Linked DNA regions of Homo sapiens: all the other regions are linked to region 3. A link is a loop called in an ENCODE intact Hi-C map of the cell type or tissue named here. Cell type or tissue: PC-3. All regions are shown on one strand. Region 1 overlaps SLC22A2 (solute carrier family 22 member 2). Region 2 overlaps SLC22A2 (solute carrier family 22 member 2). Region 3 overlaps SLC22A1 (solute carrier family 22 member 1).

Region 1 (2,500 bases), 79 kb before region 3:
TTGCTTTTGTTATTGTTGCTGCTGCTGTTGCTGTTGCTGCTGCTGCTGATGCTGTTACTGTTACTATTGCTATTACTGATACTATTGTTGCTGCTGCTGTTGCTCGTGTTGCTACTGTTGCTATTGCTGTTACTACTGAGGATCCTATTGTTGCTATTGCTGTTGCTGCTGATGGTATTACTGTTGCCATATCTGTTGCTGCTACTGTTACTGTTGCTGTTGCTATTACTATTGTTGCTGCTGTTGCTTTTGTTGTTGTTACTGCTGCTGTTGTCACTGATGCTTCTACTGTTGCTATTGCAGTTGCTGCTGTAATTACTGTTGTTGCTGCTGTTGCTACTATTGCTGCTACTGTTGCTGCTGTTCTTGCTTTTGTTGTTCCTGCTGCTGCTTCTATTGCTGCTATTTCTACTGTTGTTGTTTCTGCTGCTGTAGTTGTTGTTATTGTTGTTGGCAGAGAGACCAGAGGAGCTCAACTGACTTGATTTTACCTCCCCATCTGGAGCTTTAGAGAATTCCAAAACCATAGGGTGATTTGGGTAAGCTTCTGCCATCCCTCGTCTCAGATTGGATTGGTCCAGAAAACGAGACAATACTAACCAACTCCAGGTGGGGGAAATTCTGTGAGATGCTGGGTGGCTGGGAGCAGCCCACAGCTGATTCAATATTGCTATAAACAGGAACAGGTCCAAAGGGCATGGCTGGGAACAACAAAATGAAGAAAGCAGCATTTCTACGATGAATATCAGCAATGTCCTGGCATTCACGAAGACAAGATGATTGAGAAAACTTGCAATTTGAACAAATGTTTTAATTGCAGTCTTCATTTATCAAGCTGTTGAAAAGTAAATACACTTTGAAAAAATAATTTTTCAAATTCTATTTGCATAACTAATGATAACAAGATTTTGCAATCTTCATCTTTAACTGATATAAGATTAAGTTTAGACTTTACCCACATTCTCTATTACAGAGAAAGGTGAACACCCTAAAAAAGGAACTTATTTAGGCCAGTACCAATTCAACAAGATAATTTTAGGAATAACTCTGTCGACATGAGTTATCAACAAGTTCTGTCCATTTTCTTTGTGAGAACCACCACTCAGAACACATTGCAAGACTAATCCTGAACAAAGTTTATAATCATTTGTTGTTCCTCTCATTTATTACCCACTTTATTTTGGTTTTCAGCCTCCTCATAATTTCTTTCTCCCCTCTCCATTTTTATTTCTTATTGCAGACCAAGAAAAAATAAAGAAAAGATGATTTACCTCCAAGTTCAGAAACTAGACATTCCATTGAACTAAGAAGAGAGACCGTTGCTGCTGTCATGACCTAGCTTTGATGGCAGCAAGACCAAAAGTAGAAATCCCTGCACTCATCACAAAGCCCATACAACTCAACCAAACTTACCCCTGAGCCCTATCAACCTAGGTCTACAGCCAGTGGAGTCTATTGTACACTGTGGAAAAATACCCATGGGACCAGATCCTGCCAAATTCTTCCAGCTCACTTTATTCTCAGCATTCCTAGGACATTGGACATTGGTTTTCTGGAGGGTTTTTTTTCCATCTTTGTATTTTTTTAAATTTGATTCTTTTCTTTGCAATGCTATCTAACCAGAATACATAGGGGAACTGTGGGCTAGGCAAACAAAATAGAAAAAAGTGTGAAAAACAGTAAAGTTGGGAGAGGAGCATCTATTTTCTTAAAGAAATAAAACACCCAAAACAATATAAAGTTGTCCAGAATGTATGTCAAGAATTTTAGATAGGCCTTTCAGTAACACAGGTGAAGAAATTTTTAAAAATACATTGATTATTATCTAGGTTAGACTTAAAGTGAATCTCAAATAAAAGAATCAGGAATACAACTTAAGTGATCATGAGGTCCTTCCATATTTAGATTGGGTAAGCATGAATGTGTATTTTCTACAAAAGACCTTGAGAAGAGTTCAATAAAAAATGTTAGCATTATAAAACCATTGATGATCATTTTTTAGTCTGGTAAAAATGTCTTAACATTTGTGGATTTTAAAATACATGTTAATATTTTATAAAAGTAATATTATGAATACATTTTTAAAAGCTAAATATCATAAGACTTATAATGAAAACAAAATTTCCTTGCCCTATTTCACCTCTACTAATTTCTCAGAGAAAATTTTCAACTATTTTAGGTGAATTTTCCCCCTGAGATTCATCTCCATATATATAAATAACTTCTTTATATTGACATTTCTTGATTTTTCAGCTTAAATATTATCTATTTACTTTTTAATATAACAGATAAAAATGTAACTCTCTTCATCTCTCCCTTCATCCCAACACACAGCTTTTCTGTTCCCTTTAAACTTTGTCACATTTTTATTAAATCAAATACTGAACTTTCATGTCATTATGGCTATTAACACTGAGTCATTTTGTGTACTATGATTATGCTTCCTTTCTTTTACAGTATCTTGCTTTTCCTGAACACTGGTTTTTATTGTTTTGTTTTC
Region 2 (2,500 bases), 100 kb before region 3:
TTCACTCCTAAGGCTGCCCAATGCCCCACACAGCTACCCTGCTCATTCCTTTTCTTCCCCTTCTTCTCACGGAATTTGTGAGGGGGAAAATTTTCCACCACTCTAGATCTGCCAGCAAAAGTTCCAAACCACTGATGGAACTTACCTGCAAAACAGATGCAATGAATTCCTCCATGATCCAGTTTAATAGCAATAAGATGGCCAAAGTTGACAGAGCACAAGCTCTTTATCCTGAGATAACTTGGCCACAGAGTAGCTGGTGCTACTCCTGAGACATATGTGACCCCTATTTCTTTCTCCCCCAACACTGGCTAAGGAAACTGTCCTCAGAACCCTCTTTTCATCATGAGGAGGTACCCATCAAACCCTCTGTCCTCCTTCCTGCCATGGAGGAAGTTAGAGACCACTCAATCTTGGCCACTCCCTTAGGTGGACAGTGGGTGACTAATGGGTCAGCAGGACATTTCTGGATAGCAGATGGTTACTTCGTTACTGGAAAGAGGTCCTGACCCAGACCCCAAGAGGGGGTTCTTGGATCTTGCACAAGAAAGAATTCGAGGTCAATCCATAGAGTAAAAGGAAAGCAAGTTTATTAAGAAAGTAAAGGAATAAAGAATGGCTACTCCATAGGCAGAACAGCAGCATGGGCTGCTCAGTTGAGTAACCTATAGTTACTTCTGGATTATATGCTAAACAAGGAGTGGATTATTCGTGAGTTTTCCAGGAAAGGGATGGGCAGTTCCTGGAACTGAGGGTTCCTCCCCTTTTCAGACTATATAGGGTGACTTCCGGACATCACCATGGCATCTGGCATCTGTAAACTGTCATGGTGCTGGTGGGAGTGTCTTTTAACATGCTAATGCATTATAATTAGTGTATAATGAGTAGTGAGGATGACCAGAGGTCACTTCCATCGCCATCTTGGTTTTGGTGGGTTTGGGCCAGCTTCTTTACCACTTCCTGTTTTATCACCAAGGTCTTTGTGACCCTGTGTCTTTTGCTGACCTCCTATCATCCTGTGACTAAGAATGCCTAACCTCCTGGGAATGCAGCCCAGTAGGTCTCAGCCCCATTTTACCCAGCCCCTGTCCAAGACAGAGTCACTCTGGTTCAAACAACTTTGACAACTTCATGTTTCTCTAAGTACTATTTAACAAATAGTACTTTATTGACCCTTGTTCCTGCCTGACACCTTCCTGCAGGAAAGATAAAGGATTATAACTACATTTCAATATTTAAAGTAAACTCAAAGACAATTCTAATTTTATTCTTGAAAGTAATTTCATATTCTTCCCTCACTAACCTTTAGTATGAGTGGCTAGTGGAAAGAAAACCTAATAGTTTTTCATTTTAACTTCTTTCTCTTTCTTTTCCACACAATAATGGTGTGCTAATTGTGGTCTTGAAATAGCCATAAAACGATAATCAAAGAAGACTGAAAGTCAACACACTGGAAAATCCTGGCTGAAAGAGCACTGGAAAAATCAACAAGGATTATTCTGGTTAACTAGGCCTGTCTTTGCAAATATAAAATGCCAAACGAATGGTAATTTTATTAATCAGTTGTATTCATCATGATTCACTCACTTCAGAGATTCAGATGCCAGCTGAATGTGTTTCTTGTTTGCATTACTTACAATACAATAACCAAGTGAATCTTGGGAGGCTTGGAGACATTTTGAGAGGTTAATTATTTAATAGGCACTTCCACTGTATATACCATGTGCCAGGCACTATTCTAAGCCTTTGACAATATTAATTCATTTCAGCCTCATAACAAGCCTGTCTCTGTTACCAGAAAGGGGTCCCAATCCAGACCCCAAGAGAGGGTTCTTGGATCTCACACAAGAAGGAATTCAGGGCGAGTTCACAGAGTGATGTGAAAGCAAGTTTATTAAGAAAGTAAACAAATAAAGAATGGCTGCTCCATAGGCAGGGCAGCCCTGAGGGCTGCTTGTTGCCCATTTTTATGGTTATTTCTTAATTATATGCTAAACAAAGTGTAGATTATTTATGAGTTCCCCGTTTTTAGACCATATAAGGTAACTTCCTGATGTTGCCATGGCATTTGTAAACTGTCATGGCACTGGTGGGAGTGTAGCAGTGAGGACAACCAGAGGTCACTCTCATTGCCATCTTGGTTTTGGTGGGTTGTAGCCAGCTTCTTTATTGCAGCCTGTTTGATCAGCAAGGTCTTTATGACCTGTATCTTGTGCCAACTTCCTATCTCATCCTGTGACTTAGAATGCCTAACTGTCTGGGAATGCAGCCCTGTAAGTCTCAGCCTTATTTTACCCAGCCCCTCTTCAAGATAAAGTTTCTCTGGTTCAAACACCTCTGAGATTTCCCCATTCCCTTTTGTAAGAGAACTCTTAATCTTAATGGTTGCAGAGAGACAAAGATCCATCTTCTGTAACTTTTTCATTCTGATTAAGGGTGATGATATTTCTGATTAAGTATTAGGGTCTCTTGTATTCAGGGTAGAGAGGAGCTCAGTCAG
Region 3 (2,500 bases):
CGCAGATGGAGAAAGAGCATGAATCACTGGGTTTAGAATGCCCTAGAGCAATATGAGAAGAGGGGAGTAAAAATGAGAAAGAGTGTCCTAGAAGGGCCCCAATGATACATTTTTTTCATGATAGATGTGAGAGTCTGACTTGTAGGATATGCCTCCAAGTCTCCTGGAGACTGCACGTGAGGATGGCTACTGTTCACTGCAGATTTAAATGTCTGGTTCTGCACCAAGCCCTGCACGTGCGTACCTCATCTGACACCCCAACAGGCCTACGAGGAGGTGGGCAGGAGAGACCAGGAAGTAAGGGGCCAGGTGTCGGATTGCTTTATGAGCTGTGTCACCTTGAGGAAGTTAACTAACCTCTCTGGGCCTCAGTTCCCTCGTCTGTAAATGGGATTGTAATAGTACCTCCCACATCTGTTTGTCTTGAGTACTCACTGAATTAGCGTACAAAAGTGCCAATTATAGTTCCCAGCACACAGTATGCACTCAGGGCACTCAGAAGACTCAGGGCACAACAGACAGAGGCATGGGCCAGGTCTTTCCAACCGCACCATGGCATTCCCGGCCCTTTACTGTGCTGTCCTTAGTGGGCGCTATTGATTCACCTACGCTCTTCCATTCACTGCACACCCCCTCCGTCCATATTTGAGAAAATGTAGCAACATTACAGCATATGGCACACAGACCCGAGGCCTAGCTAAATCACTCTCACCTGAGCCAAAATGTAGGGTGCCTCATGTGTCACTTCGGGGGGAAAATATCATTTGGAAGCTAGAAAGCTTTTACAGTCATATTTACATTGTGAGAACAGATTTGGGTCAATAAGAAATTACTGTCTCATCCCAGCATGCAGATTGCCTATCAGCTCCAAAACTGAGATGAAAATGCATGTTGCTAAGGAATGTATCCTTCTTTGATAAAATTTCGCCTAAAGAAGCATTGGGATGCTTTTGTTTCTAGTCCTAAATTATTCCTGATTGGACAAAGGGTCAAGAGAACAAGAAACAAGGTGCTTGCCTGCAACTCAAGGAGTTGAGGTTAGCCTGAGTGCCTCTGTACCATTTAGCCAGTTAAAGACAGCAGTCATATTACTGATAAAGAAACTGGTTTAAGAGAAAGGAACGTGTAACCTTGATTTTCCTGTCAACAAGCCAGTTAACAAATGTGCCGGGCTGCCACCTGTGGGCAGAGCTCATGAATTGCATGTGTGTATTAAAATAACAAAAAAAACCACATTGACATTGAACATTTCCTGCATGGATGCTGTACCCTCTTCTATGTCATTTACACATATAATCTCCTTAATCCTCCCAACACATCTGTGAGATAGGTACTATCACTTCTCCCATTACTGAGGGGGAAATTGAGTCACGGAGAGATTAAGGCCCTTTGGAAGGTCACACAGCCAGGACATGGTGGACAGACCTTTCGAGTCTCAGTCATGACAACCAGCAGGACAGTAGAAAAGGGCGTTCAGGGGCCAAAGGCGTGAGGCCTTGTGGGCCACAGAAAAGGATCTGGCTTTATTCTCAGTGATTAGGAAGCCAGCAGAGGGTAAACAGGGAGAGACAAGGTCTGTTGAGCTCTAAGGGATGCCTTTGCCTGCTTTGTGGAGCACCGAGGGGCATGGGTAAAGCCAGCAGGCCACCCAGAAGGTGCCTACAGTAATGCAGGTAAGAGATGCTGCAGAACTGTCCATGAGACAGCTGACATTTATACAAAGAATTAGTGCCAAGGACAGGGCTACTACAACCCCAGCAAGGGAACCCAGGGTGCCCAAGATGGGAGGCAGCAGGTTCTGAAGGCATTTCCAAGCCAGTTGATGGAACTTGCCAGAGGACTGGATGTGGGGGTAACAGAACAGAAGAGTCAAGAACACTGCCTTGTGGGGAGTCTCGGAGCTGGGGAGGGGAGCTGAACAGCGTAGCAGAGCGGGCAGTTACTTCCACTGCAGCGGCCAGTCCCAGCCTCCATGCTGAGTTCAACACTGAGTATCCATGGAAACCCACCAGGTACATGGGGCTATTTGCAAAGGTTCACGGGCCCAGCATGTGGCTGGGTGCAGGACCCCAGCGGCAAACTCGGAGACAGGGAGGGTGAAGGTTGAGGCAGGACAGGACACACTGAACCTGGACAGATTCTGGGGCACAGTGTTTACTCATTCAACTTTCAGCAAATATTGATTTAGGGTCTGCAATATGCCAGGCACTGACTTACTACAAACTCTTTGTTCCAATAAAACCTCACATAGAAGAGCAAACAAGTGTGCCTGGGTAGCGGAGCTGCTCCCGCTGAAGGGGCCAGGCCCAGAGTGCAGTTGGGGGGCCCTCACTGTATGCTGAGGGGAAAGCCCTTGTGCGGAGGAGGTGAGCCAGCATCCTCCTAGGGAGCAGGGCAGGGGATTCCTGCTCGTGACAGCAGCTGGGGGAGCATGCAGACCCCTGGAATGTGCAAAGCGTGTGTGCGTGGGTCCATGTGGGTGTGCGTTCTCTAGTCAATA

Evidence for each region. Hi-C counts contacts between places; a loop is a spot of excess contacts. Peaks named below come from ENCODE experiments on the same cell type or tissue, not always from the same donor. Only the 100,000 strongest peaks of a DNase experiment are listed, where the experiment ranks them.
Region 1: a loop joins it to region 3, with 3 times the contacts of the local background. A loop is called at or near these places in 8 of 110 quality-filtered maps.
Region 2: a loop joins it to region 3, with 4 times the contacts of the local background. A loop is called at or near these places in 9 of 110 quality-filtered maps.

The regions. Positions count from the first base shown.
Region 1 is chr6:160,216,239-160,218,738 of GRCh38, reverse strand. It overlaps SLC22A2 (solute carrier family 22 member 2), which reads left to right. Exons shown (of 11, transcript NM_003058.4): 11 at 1,241-1,984. The coding sequence ends at 1,307. Among named protein-coding and RNA genes, the nearest start is that of SLC22A2, 41 kb to the left of the region's middle. In PC-3, no CTCF peak of the experiment used is centred here; no DNase peak of the experiment used is centred here.
Region 2 is chr6:160,237,508-160,240,007 of GRCh38, reverse strand. All of the region lies in intron 9 of SLC22A2 (solute carrier family 22 member 2), which reads left to right. Among named protein-coding and RNA genes, the nearest start is that of SLC22A2, 20 kb to the left of the region's middle. RefSeq lists an enhancer at 1-772. In PC-3, no CTCF peak of the experiment used is centred here; DNase peaks (open chromatin) are centred at 997, 1,557 and 2,227; H3K4me3 peaks cover 386 bases; H3K27ac peaks cover 2,244 bases.
Region 3 is chr6:160,137,079-160,139,578 of GRCh38, reverse strand. The region is part of intron 6 of SLC22A1 (solute carrier family 22 member 1); the gene reads right to left. Among named protein-coding and RNA genes, the nearest start is that of SLC22A1, 17 kb to the right of the region's middle. In PC-3, a CTCF peak has its summit at 1,181 (motif pointing left); DNase peaks (open chromatin) are centred at 8 and 1,168; H3K27ac peaks cover 1,062 bases.